Regions from separate parts of the Homo sapiens genome. Here region 2 is linked to region 1. Evidence: chromatin contacts called from ENCODE Hi-C or POLR2A ChIA-PET data. All regions are on one chromosome and are shown on one strand. The core of a region is the stretch at or near the end of the contact, and the rest is flanking DNA. Distances in the headings are between cores, read along the strand shown.

Region 1 (6,298 bases), core at 1,512-4,011:
AGCAGCCTCAGACAATTCAGAGTCTCCTCATCTTATAGATGAGAAACAAAGTGACAGAGATAACTGCCTCACCTAAGGACAAAGGAACTAAACCTCAAGGCAAGAGCTCAAGTTCTAGTCACTAAGCACAGAATTAACCATAGAAGTCCACACTGTATTTAAAAGTTCATGGCAAACTCTGAAATATTTTAATGTACATAAGCCTTCCCTGGGCCAGGTGTGGTGGCTCATGCCTATAATCCCAGCACTTTGAGAGGCTGAGGTGGGCAGATCACCTAAGGTCAGGAATTCAAGACCAGACTGGTCAACATGGTGAAACCCCACCTTTACTAAAAATACAAAAATTAGCTGGGTGTGGTGGCAGGTGCCTGTAATATCAGCTACTCAGGAGGCTGAGGCAGGAGAATCACTTGAACCCAAGAAGTGGAGGTTGCAGTGTGCCCAGATCGCACCATTGCACTCCAGCCTAGGCAACAAGAGTGAAACTGTCTGAAAAAAACAAAACAAAACAAAAAAACCCAGCTTCCCCAAACTTCTTTCAATAAAAAGAAAAAAAGTCACACAATCGTGTGATATTAGAGATGAAAGGGAATTTAGCAATCAATTACAGTCATGTGCCACATACCATTTCAGTCAATGACGGACAACATACACGAAGGGGGTCCCATAAGTTTATAATAAAGCTGCCCTATACATATGTACCATTTTTTATCTTTTTCTCTTTTTTGAGACGGAATCTTGCTCTTGTTGCCCAGACTGGAGGGCAATGGCACAATCTCAGCTTACTGCAACCTCCACCTCCCGGGTTCAAGCAATTCTCCCGCCTCAGCCTCCCAAGTAGCTGGGATTACAGGCACCTGCCATCACGCCCAGCTAATTTTTGTATTTTTAGCAGAGACAGGGTTTCGCCACGTTAGCCAGGCTGGTCTTGATCTCCTGACCTCGTGATCTGCCTGCCTTGGCCTCCCAAAGTGCTGGGATTACAGGCGTGAGCCACTGTGCCTGGCCCATTTTTTATCTTTTATAGCATACTTTTATGTACCTTTTCTATGTTTAGATACACAAATACCATTGTGTTACAATTTCCCACAGTATTAAGTATAGCAATATGCTGTACAGGTTTGTGGCCTCAGAGCAACAGGCCATACCATAAAGCCGAGGTGTGTAGCAGGCCATACCATCTAGGTTTCTGTAAGTACACTCCTAATGTTCATACAATGAGGAGATAACCTAACAACCCATTTCTCAGAATGTATCCCTGTTGTTAAGTGACATATGACTGTACTCTGATTCCCTCATTAGATAGAAAATGAAAAATTAAAGTTTAGAGTCTGAATCCAAAGTCACCCAGCTAATTGGAATAAAAACAAAAAGGGTACAGATTAGAAAAGCACTCTTCTCGTAATAACTGTGTTCTTGACCACCCAGTTGGCATTCATCTCTGCGTCTCAAACACCTCATGGGACCTCTTGCTAAGCTGGGTTTTCCCCAACAAATCCAGGTTCATCTGACACTGGCTTCGAACAAGGCTGCTCTTGTCCACAACATAAGAAAAAACAGGAAATGATGACAACTAGACATATGCTACAGAAAATGAGTGTATAACAAGAAGAATAGAAGTTGCTGAAACCAAGATTGAAAGAGTGACATTAGGACAGGAAATAAAGGCGATGATAATCACTTCAGATAATTAACCATTGGGATGTTATGTGGGTATGGATACGGAAGAGTGTGGAAGGGATAGGATAACATCAACTGGAGTACGTAAGGGGGCTGGCTGTTTAATCTGCTTAATAGTTGCTACGATTTCCACAGCACTAACAGAAAAACATTTTTTTTAAAGAGACATACACACAAATATAGAGTACTCCGTTTACAAATAAGATTCTCATGACAGGAGTCCAGCTCCAGCCTGGTCACATGCCTGGATGACAGCACCTGAGCGCAGCAGATGCTCAATCTAAATGAAACTCGACGCTCTGGATAGAGCCAAGGAAGGCTCCTGCTATTCGGGGGTCCTCGAGGGAGCCATTAAAACCTCGGCTTCCTCATTTGAGGAAACAGCCTGAGCCAAGGAGAAAATTGAAGTCCTCTCAGCTGCAGCTGCTCACCCACCCCCCTCCCACCTCCCTCCACAGAGAAAAGCACCCACTCCATTGACTCTGAGGGGTCACGAGAAGGTTCGGGAAAAAGGGTCACAGTCAAGCCACCCAACCCAGCCGGCCTTCTCCCATCACTACTTGGGTGCGAGCATACCCTCTCTGTCTCACCCCATGCCATCATCCGGGTAAGGTTCGTAGTCTTCCACACGCATATTATACTTCTTGGCGGCGGCGGCCCGTTCTTCTGGGGTCCTAGGATAGGGCCCCGGGAACATGTCCTTGGTCATGTGGGAGGCTAGAACGCAGAAGAGAACAGGTCAGAAGCGAGCCCGCTCTCCAGCCGCTCCGAAGGCTTCAAGTCGCAGGGGCTGCAGAGGTCCGAGCCCGGGACTTCGCAGGATCAGTGCGATCCTCCACCCCATTTTCTGGATATATCAACGCCACCTCCACTCCCTACCCGGAGGCTGCCGCCGCGGCATCTACGATCCCCCCTCCCGATACACCAAATTTCAGGTACCCCCTTCCCACACTGAGGTCTCGCCCGTTCTCGCGGACCTGTCCGTGCGCCCAGCGGCATCACGTTCCGGGATGCCCTTTGCAGCCACTGGACTCCCAAGACCCCGGCCCTGGCCACCGCCATCTTCACCTTCTTCACGTTTCCCTTCTGCACATGCGCAAAGGCCTGTCACGGCGGCTGAGCCGGGCCAAACGTGACGGAGGAAGCCGGGAGTGAAGAAAAGCCGAAGGGTTCAACAGGGGCGGGGTTTAAATACGCAGTTGGGAAGCCAAGGGTTGGATAGAGGCTGGGAAGGATAAGCGGGAAGAAGGGAAAACCAGGCAGGTCTCTGACATTTCAGAATGTTGTGTCCTTTTTCTCCCTGAGCTGACTTAGACCCATCCAGGGATGATGGGAACTCGGAACCTGAGCAACTCAGGTAGACAGCTTAACCACCTCCCCCAGGAGCTGTACTAGTGAAATGAGCCTGTCTTACTCTCTTCTCTGGCTGCTTGCTTTCCTCTCCTTCACGGGCACTTCCTTCCATCCCCAAACATGATCATTCTTCAAATTCACCTGTTGGTCTTGCTTGTTGTTCTGTTCTCCAAATGGGTTGATCTTCACTTAGACGCCAGTGCAACACACAATTCGGCCCTGAATTGGCTCCTTAGTTTCAGTCCGTGTTTCCATCTGCATGTCTCAGTCACCTCAACCCAACAAATGTAAAATTAAACTTATCACCAGAGGCAGCTCTCCAGAGACAGCTTAAAGCCTCAGAGTTGGTAGGACTTGGATAAAACAAATTACAAACCGGCCCATAATGAACAAACTAACTCAACAGAAGAATTGGAGACATTATTATGTTTGCATATGAATGTTTTCACTTGGGATTTGAATAACTTACACATTATAAATATGCACGTATTTCCAGTGACTTTTCAGGTGACCACTGTTTTGGAGCAGAACCTATTATTATAAACATTCTCAAGTATATATCAGAGCAATAAAAATGCATATAAGCTGGGAGCTGTGGCTCACACCTGTAATCCCAACACTTTGGGAGGCCTAGGTTGGAGAATGGCTGGAGACCAGGAGTTTGAGACCAGCCTGGGTGACATAGTGAGACTTCGTCTCTTTTTTTTTAAGTTATAAAAAGTAAACAAATATGGATATATACTATTTAATATATAAATTTTGGGAAGGACTACACAGCAACTTGCTGTCTTGTAAATGACATCACTAGTTGATGTTCAGAATAATTGCACAACATCTGCATTCAACCAATAGCAAACCCTGATCCAATTTAGGTCAAGAAACAGAGTTGATCTAATTTATTTATTTTTATTAAGATATTATTCACATACCATAAATTCACCCTTTTAGGCCGGGTGCGGTGGCTCACGCCTGTAATCCCAGCACTTTGGGAGGCTGAGGTGGGAAGATTACTTGAGGTTAGGAGTTCAAGACCAGCCTGGCCAACACAGCAAAAACCCATCTCTACTAAAAATACAAAAATAGCTGGGCATGGTGGTGTACACTTGTAATCCCAGCTACTCAGGAGGCTGAGGCAAGAGAATCACTTGAACACAGGAGATGGAGGTTGCAATGAGCCGAGATCACGCCACTGCACTCCAGCCTGGGTGACAGGGTGAGACTGTCTCAAAAACAAAAAACAAACAAACAAAAACAAAAACAAAAAAACCTTTTAAAGTGTACAGTAGTTATTTTTAGTACATTTACAAAGTTGTGCAATCATCATCACTATCTAAAACATTTTTATTGCTTCCGAAAAAACCCATACACATTAGCACGTTGCCCCTACCTCTACCCACTGGCAACCACTAATTTACTTTCTGTTTCTATGGATTTGCCTATTCAGACAGTTTATATAAATGGATCATGCAATATGTGGCCTTTTGTGTCCATTTTCTTTCACTTAGAATAATGTTTTCAAAGTTTGTCTGTGTTGTAGCACATATCAGTACTTCATTCCTTTTTGGGCTGTATAATATTCCATTATATGAATGTACAGTACAATATTTTATTTATACATTTATCAGTTAATGGACATTTGAGTTGTTTCTGCTTGTTTGGCTATTGTGAATAATGCTGCTGTGAACATTCTTGTATAAGTTTTTGTCTGGATGTATGCTTTCTATTCTTTTGGTTATATGCCTAGGAGTAGAATTGCTGGGTCATAGGGTAACTCTGTGGTTTAACTTTTGAAGAACTGCCAAATTGTTTTTCAAAGCAGCTGTGACATGTTACATCCCCATTAGCAGTGTGTGAGAGGGTTTCAGTTTCTCCACATCTTTATCAACACTTGTTATTGTCTCTTTTTAGTATCACCATGCAAGTGCCTGTGAATGGTACTTCATTGCAGTTTTCATTTGCAGTACCCTGATGACTAATAATGCTGAGCATCTTTCCATGTGCTTATTGGCCATGGTATACCTTCTTTGGAGGAATATCTGTTCAAACCCTTTGTTCATTTTTAAATTGGTTTGTCTTTTTATTGTTGAGTTGTAAGGATTCTTTATGTATTCTAGATACAATTCCCTGATCAGATACACAATTCATAAATATTTTCTCTGACTCTGTAGGTTTTTTTGCTTTTTTACAGTATCATTTGGAACCCTGTGTTTATCAGGAAGGGGTGTTGGGGTTTGTCAAAAGCTTTTTCTGTGTCTATTGAGATGATCATGTAGGGTTTTTTCTTTTACTAATATAGTGTATTATGTTGATTATAAATATTAATCAATAAAATATTGATTACTACATGGTGTGTTATATTGATCATTCTGAGATGTTGAACTGACCTTGCATTCCTGGAATAAATCCCACTTGGTCATAGTATATAATTCTTTTATATGGTGTTACACTGAGTTTGCTAGTATTCTGTTAGGATTTTTGCATCTATATTCATAAGAAATATTGGTCTATAGTTTTCTTTCTTTCTTTTTTTTTTTTTTTGAGACGGAGTATCGCTCTGTTGCCCAGGTTGGAGTGCAGTGGTGCAATCTCGGCTCACTGCAAGCTCCGCCTCCCAGGTTCACGCCATTCTCCTGCCTCAGCCTCCTGAGTAGCTGGGACTACAGGTACCCGCCACCATGCCCGGCTAATTTTTTTGTATTTTTAGTAGCGACAGGGTTTTACCGTTTTAGCCAGGATGGTCTCGGTCTCCTGACCTCGTGATTCACCCGCCGTGGCCTCCCAAAGTGCTGGGATTCCAGACATGAGCCACTGCACCCAGACCAGTGTTAATTTTTTAAAAAATGTTTGGTAGGATTCATCAGTAAATCTATCTGGTCTTGAGCTTTTCTTTTTCTTTTTCTTTTTTTTTTTTCCTGAGATGGAATCTTGCTCTGTTGCCCAGGCTGGAGTCAGTGGCACGATCTCAGCTCACTGCAACCTCCGCCTCCGGGATTCAAGCGATTCTCCTGCCTCAGCCTCCCAAGTAGCTGGGACTACAGGCGTGCACCACCATGCCTGGCTAATTTTTGTATTTTTGATAGCGATGGGGGTTTTACCATGTTGGCCAGGCTAGTCTCGAACTCCTGACCTCAGGTGGTCCCCCCGACCTCGGCCTCCCAAAGTTCTGAGATTACAGGCATGAGCCACTGTGCCCAGCCTTTTCTTTTCTTTTGAGACAAGGCCTAGCTCTGTCTCAAAAGGCTGGAGTGCAGTGGTGCAATCTCAG
Region 2 (6,540 bases), core at 1,892-4,391, 1.1 Mb after region 1:
GAAGAGCTAAATGGCTTCACAATAGAGCCCTCCTCTCTCAGGGGCCTGGGACTTTCTGAACAGCCACCAGGCCCACCCCATTTCTGTGATCTGCTTCCTAGGGGAAGGGAGTTCTGAGGGATGGGAGGCTCCTGACCTGGGCTTGGGTGTTTGGTGCCTCTTTTGCCTTTTGGGGAGGAGACACAGGCCTGGTGGGAGGAGGAGGAGGAGAAAGGGCTGTCTGAAGCAGGGCCTCATGGGTGCCAGGAGGAATAGAAGCATCCTGCTCTGCCTTGCTGGGCTGTGGATGGTCCAAGTACCTGTGGGGATGGTGATGGGAGGTTAAGACACCAAAGGTCTCACCCTGTATCTGTCCCCAGTCCTTCTGTACTCTGAAATACTTGGTTTCCCAGTGTGTCCAATTAAGAAAACGAGTTTTTTGAGGTTTTTGGAGTTTCTCTTGAGACAGGGTCTTGCTCTGTCACCCAGGCTGGAGTACAGTGGTACGATCAAGGCTCACTGCAGCCTTAACCTCCCTGGCTCAATCAATCCTCCCACCTAAACCTCTTATAGCTGGGACTACAGGCACACCCCACCATGCCTGGCTAATTTTTTAATTAATGATAGTTATTTTTAATAATTCAAGAAAAGAGCTCAAGATGCTACTAGAAAACATTTGAAAAAAAGACTGGGATCAGCCCACCTACTGGGGATGAAGATGCTGAATCCAGCTACATCCACCAGCCTCCTCTCCTGAAGGCACAAGCTCAGCCAGGCTGACTTCACCAGCTGAGCACCCGGGGGCAGCTGGGGTAGTCTGAGAAGGCGGAGGGCTCGCTCATAGTCCATGCCTTCATCCACCACAATGTGAGTGACACCTGGGCCCTGGGCAGGGCATAGCTGGCCGCCATGCTGAACAATCTGCTTCTCAAAGAGTTCTGCCCGGGCTCGTCCAATGCCAGTGCGCACAACATGGGCCCGAAGGGAGCTCAGCCACTCTGTGGAAGGAACATCCAGATGACTACTGTTGTAACTTTTTAATTTTTATCTGCCACCCCCTGGCCACGACATAACTTCTAACATGATCTGAATGACGTGTTCACAGTCCCCTACCCTGAAAATAAGCATTTCCCTTCCATCCAGACAGCTTTCCTTCTACATATAGCAAATTTTCTCACAGGCCAGCACTTGAATGTAAGGGACAAGGATTTTCATACGTCCTGTTCCTTGGTGCAATCTAGAAGTGTCTGGCACATTGTAAGTAACCTGTAAATATTTGTTTAATGAATGCCTCCTCCCTTCTTACTTTGTTTTTTGTTTGTTTGTTTTGTTTTCTTTTGTTTTGTTTTTGTTTGGAGACAGTCTCACTCTGTCGCCCAGGCTGGAGTACAGTGGCATCGTCTTGGCTCACTGCAACCTCCATCTCCCGAGTTCAAGCGATTCTCATGCCTCAGCCTCCCGAGTAGCTGGGATTACCGGCGTGTGCCACCATGCCTGGCTAATTTTTTGTATTTTTAGTAGAGACAGGGTTTCGCCATGTTGCCCAAGCTGGTCTCGAACTCCTGAGCACAGGTGATCTGCCTGCCTCGGCCTCCCAAAGTGCTGAGATTACAGGCAAGAGCCACCGCGCCCAGCCTCTCTCCATACTTTGAATCCTTTATCATTTATTCTTTCAACAAAGCGCGTTTCTTGCCCTTACAGTCTGACAGACCCGACAACCCTGCCTCCAAAGCCTCTGCCATTTATTTGCCAATTTGGCTGCAAAACAACTAACAACAAGCCTGGGTAATGGAGGGGGGTTTCTGTCCCAGTCCTCAGGGCAAAAATTATACTGGTCATTCCCTGAGGGCCCAGGGAGTCTTTTCTGATGGATAGAGGTCTTCGGGTAGAAAAGAAGGTAACACAGCAAATAGCCTGTCCAAGACCCAGGACCAAGCTTAGCACAAGGTAGATACAAACAGACCTGCAGGCCCTGGACAGGCAGAGTCAGCTCCAATATCTGATTCTGGACATAAACAACGTAGGGCTGAAGCACATGAAGGCTGTGGGTTCAAGCACACGAGGGTTCTGAGACTGGGTCAGCTCACCTTCTGCTTCTTCTCCCTCTTCCCTCCTAGGAATCTTTGCAAGTACTTTTGATGATGCATCAGCATGAATTTTCTGCCGCTTGGGAAATGCCTTCAAGATACCCCTGGGATCCATTGAAGTATGGCTGGATCCCGGCCTATTGGAGCGTTGGTCAGGGCTGCTGCACGTGGAAATCCAGAATTGAGGCCCTCCAACCCCTTTGCCTATGGAGGTAGGGTCTTTCCTGACCAGGCTTTGGGGGTAGCAGCCCAGTTTGGGGAAGCGGGTCGGGGGAGGGGGTCTCTTCAAACCCGGTTAAACTTCAGTGGTTTAGCCTAGCTTCACACTCCCCAGCCTTTCGAAGTTGGAGTATTACGGGAAATGAGGGGAAGGCTGGTGCCATCGGGGGTACTTTTGAGGAGTAGGAAACGACACCATTCCTCAGAGGGGTTGCGCTAAAGATTCAGCACAGCCCTGCTGCGGCCCACTTCGAAGGGCTTTACCAAATGGGATGCTGGGCTAGGAAATGGAGCTTTAGGGGATGGAGCGGAGCCTGGGGAGGACCTGCACATAAACCCCACATACTATTTCTCTACCTCCAACACAGACTCGCAGAGGAAGGAGGAGGACTTTCGGGGGTGAGTGGGAACGCCCTGCACCTGTCCTGGTCTCAGCCTCTCGACATGGGGGTGCTCAGCGCCGCAGCTGCGGGGAGATGGGGCACGGCCGCAGCAGGTGTGGGGAGCCCTCCGGGAATGGAGGAGTCTCGCAGCTGCGGGTGAAGTCCCGGGCAGGTGCGGTGTACTCGCCGTGTACGCAGCTGGCGCAGGCCAGGGAATCCCAGCTCGGGGCTAGAAGAAAGCTGGAGTGCCCGACCCCGGCCCCAAGAGTCTCTCCAACCCCCAGAGTCGGTCCCCGGGTGGGGTCGACTACTGGCCAAGCTAGTCACCCGGGGGTGGGCAGGAATAGACCACTTACCAGCAGAGCCAATGAGAGCGGACGAAGGGGGGAAGGAGGGCAAATGGCCAGAATAGCTTCCGAGTCAGCCGGAAGTGACCCTCTGGAACGGTTGCCATGGCAGCGGCTGGGCGTGCTGCTTAGCAGGGGAAAGATGGCGGTGACGGGCTGGTTGGAGAGTCTGCGGACAGCCCAGAAGACTGCGCTGCTGCAGGACGGTAACTCGAGGGTCCCCACGGGCTCCTTCGTTTTTTTCCCTCAGGGTCCGGCCCTCCGGGAAGGGCCTCAGGGCCTGGGTCGGCAGAGCTGGAAGGGTCTCGGCGGTCAGCCGGGCCAGGTCCTGCATTTGCAGATGAGGAGACTGAGGTTCACAGAGATGACATGACTGGAACACATGTCTCCGGACACCCCTTAGATTCCTCTACACCATCTCGCTCCGCTCTGATTTCTGTTGCTAATATAGTAATTTCTTTTACATTCATTATCTCATTTGCTCCTCACCACTGTCCTGAGAGGCTAATTTTCACCCCGTTTTACAGAAGAGGAAACTGAAATCCAAGAATGTTTTAGACTTTAGAGAGGAGAGAGGCCTGGGCTCTAGTTCCGACTGTGCCATTAATTCACCACGGGCGCTTCAGTCGGCTCCTTTACTTGTTTGGGCCTCACTTTCCTCATCTATAAAATGAAGTGGATGGACTACCATTGTTATCTCTGAGGTCCTTTCCAGCTGTAATATTTTTGTTAAGTGAACTTCTAAATATTTTCTGTGTCTTTAGGGGAGCTAGAGCAAGAACCAAGGGCTGTGCCTGGAAGAAGTGGGCACAGGGGCATGGATACCTAACTTTTCCCCACCCTAGGATTGGCCGATGCCGGCCCCTTTGTGCACTTGGGTCCTTTCTGGACCCACTGGGTAGCCAGGATGAATTGCGTCTGAAGTTCCTGAGGCTTTCAAGATAACAACTGGTGACTCATGTTCACAGGCAGGGGCCAATCAGGGAAGCCTGGAGTTTGTGGAAATTAAAATCATTTACTCGTTCGTGCAACATTTAGGAAGACTTTTACTATGTGCCAAGCTCTAAACTAGAACAGAAAGAAAAAGATATGTTGTCCCAGGACTCAGAGTGGTTGGGAAAAACATGTACTTAAATAATAAGAAGCGTTAAATAGAGGTTGTAGTCTTGTATAAAATGGTAGGAAAGAGTGAAGGTGTAAGTGACATCTCTTTGGAGGAAGACCCAACAGAAGTGATGATGTTTCTGGGTCCTAAAGAATTAATAAGGTCAGGCACAGTGGCTCACGCCCGTAATTCCAGCACTCTGGGAGGCCAAAGTGGGCGGATCATTTGAGCTCAGGAGTTCGAGACCAGCTTGGGCAACATGGCCAAACCTCATCTCTACAAAAAATACGGAAATTATGGCCGGATGTGGTGGTTCACGCCTGTAATCCCAGCATGTTGGGAGGCCGAGTGGGCGGATCCCTTGAGGCCAGGAGTTCGAGACCAGCCTAGCCAACATGATGAAACCACCCCATCGCTACTAAAAATACAAAAAAATTAGCCAGGTGTGGTGGTGCGCACCCGTAATTCCAGCTACTCTGGAGGCTGAGGCAGGAGAATCGCTTGAACCCGGGAGATGGAGGTTGCAGTGAACTGAGATCACACCACTGCATTCCAGCCTGGGTGACAGAGTGAGTGAGACTGTGTCTCAGACAAAAAAATAAATAAGCCGTGCATCATGGCACATGCCTGTAGTCCCAGCTACTTGTGGTGGCTGAGGCCAGAGGATCGCTTGAGCCAGCGAGGTAGACGCAGCAGTGAGCCGAGATCATGCCAGTGCACTCCAGCTTGGGCGACAGAGCGAGACCCTGTCTCAAAAAAACTGGAAAAAAAAAAAAAAAAAAGAATTAATAGGCGTTTGCTGAGTGAAGAAGAGGGGATAGCTATTCAAAGAACAACTCACATATAAGGACCCTATGTGAAGGTGTGAAGGTACGTGCCTGATTACTAGAGGAATAACAAAATGTTTAGTAATGTTAAAGCAGTCACTCAGTCAGAACAAACCACCTATAACTATGTCAGGTACTATTCTAGGTGCCAGGATGGAAGCGAGAATAAAAAGGTCCCTTTTCTCAAGGAGCAATGAGGGGAAGTTGTGGAAAATGAAGAGAGATGACAGATAAGTTGGGACATATTGTGATAGATCTCTTATGCCTTGCTAAAGATTTAGGACATTTTCTCATAGGACAGTGGTTTTTGTTTTTATTGTGGTAATAAATACATAACAGAATTTAGCATTTTAATCATTTTTAAGTGTACAGTTCTGTGGCATTAAGTACATTCACATTGTTGTGCAACTATCACCACCATCTTCAGAACTTTTTAATCTTTCTCAACGGAAATTCTTTTTTTTTTTTTTTTTTTAGAGACAGGGTCTTGCTCTGTCACCCAGGCTGTGGGGTACGATCATAGCTCACTGCAGCCTTGAACTCCTAGGCTCATGTAGTCCTCCCACCTCAGCCTCTTGAATAGCTGGGACTACAGGCATGTGCCACTACACTCAGCTCAAGTGAAATTCTGTACCCACCAAATGCCAACTCCTCATTCCCTCCTCCTCCCATCCCCTGGCAACCACCATTCTACTTTCTGTCTATGAATTTGACTGCTCTAGGAACCTCGTCTAAGTGGAATCATACAATATTTGTCTTTCTGTAACTGGTGTATTTCACTTAGTGTAACGCTTCAAGGTTCATCCATGTTGCCACAGTTGGATACTTCCAGCTGTGCCATTAATTCACCACAGGATCTCTAGTTGGCCCCTTTACTTGTTTGGATCCTTTCCAGCTGTAATATCGTTCATAAAGTAAACCTCTAAATGTTCCCTGTGTTTTTAGGGGAGATAGAGCAAGGACCAAGGGCTGTGCCTGGAAGAGGTGGGCACAGAGGTATGGATATTGTAGCATGTGTCAAAATTTTGCTCCTTTTTAAGGCTGAGTGATATCCATTGTATGTCTACACTGCATTCTGTTTATTTATTCATCTGTTGATGGACACCTGGGTTGCTTCCACCTTTTGGGTATTGTGGATAATGCTGCTCTGAACATGAGTATACAAATATCCACTTGAGTCCCTGCTTTCACTGTTTTTGGTCACAGAAGTTTTTAAACAAATATTTTATCAGCCAGGATTTTGTTAAGTTCTTTTGTTAGTAGCATCACAAAATGATATTGTTAAGATTCCACCCTATCCCCAGACTGAAAAACAACTCAGTATTGCATATGTGGTTAAGCCTTGTCAAACCTGCAGATTTACCCCTGGGTGTGTAGGAGGGGTGTGGGGAGTAGGGGGGAGGTTACTCCCTTCCACCAAGAATCATGGCTATTGATATCTTGGGCTGGATAATGAGACTCCATTTTACTTTTGTTTTTTTAAGAAATAATTACATTCATTGTGGAAATATGAAAAATAAAGAAGTCAAATATAATATTACCACCCAGATAATCATAATTTACTTTTTTTTTTGAGACAAGTTTCACTCTTGT

The links. A loop is a pair of places that touch in the nucleus more often than their neighbours do. ChIA-PET counts read pairs that join two places held with the same protein, here RNA polymerase II (POLR2A). Pooled maps may share reads with other maps.
Region 2: a loop to region 1 is called in a pooled map, with 4 times the contacts of the local background. The contact joins the promoter of DPCD here to the promoter of NDUFB8 in region 1. A Hi-C loop is called at or near these places in 2 of 168 maps with a recorded cell type or tissue (CD4-positive, alpha-beta T cell and naive thymus-derived CD4-positive, alpha-beta T cell) and 11 of 50 pooled maps. POLR2A ChIA-PET finds 5 or more read pairs at or near these places in 2 of 52 experiments (MCF 10A and Panc1).

What each region holds. Positions count from the first base shown.
Region 1 is chr10:100,527,110-100,533,407 of GRCh38, forward strand. NDUFB8 (NADH:ubiquinone oxidoreductase subunit B8) reads right to left here and starts at 2,762. Exons shown (of 5, transcript NM_005004.4): 1 at 2,658-2,762; 2 at 2,271-2,397. The coding sequence starts at 2,742. RefSeq lists enhancers at 1,457-1,626, 2,469-3,051, 3,185-3,234.
Region 2 is chr10:101,585,180-101,591,719 of GRCh38, forward strand. DPCD (deleted in primary ciliary dyskinesia homolog (mouse)) reads left to right here and starts at 3,142. Exons shown (of 6, transcript NM_015448.3): 1 at 3,142-3,221. The coding sequence starts at 3,158. POLL (DNA polymerase lambda) reads right to left here and starts at 3,078. Exons shown (of 9, transcript NM_001174084.2): 1 at 2,643-3,078; 2 at 2,067-2,227; 3 at 683-977; 4 at 137-299. The coding sequence starts at 2,181. RefSeq lists enhancers at 2,718-2,997, 3,098-3,427.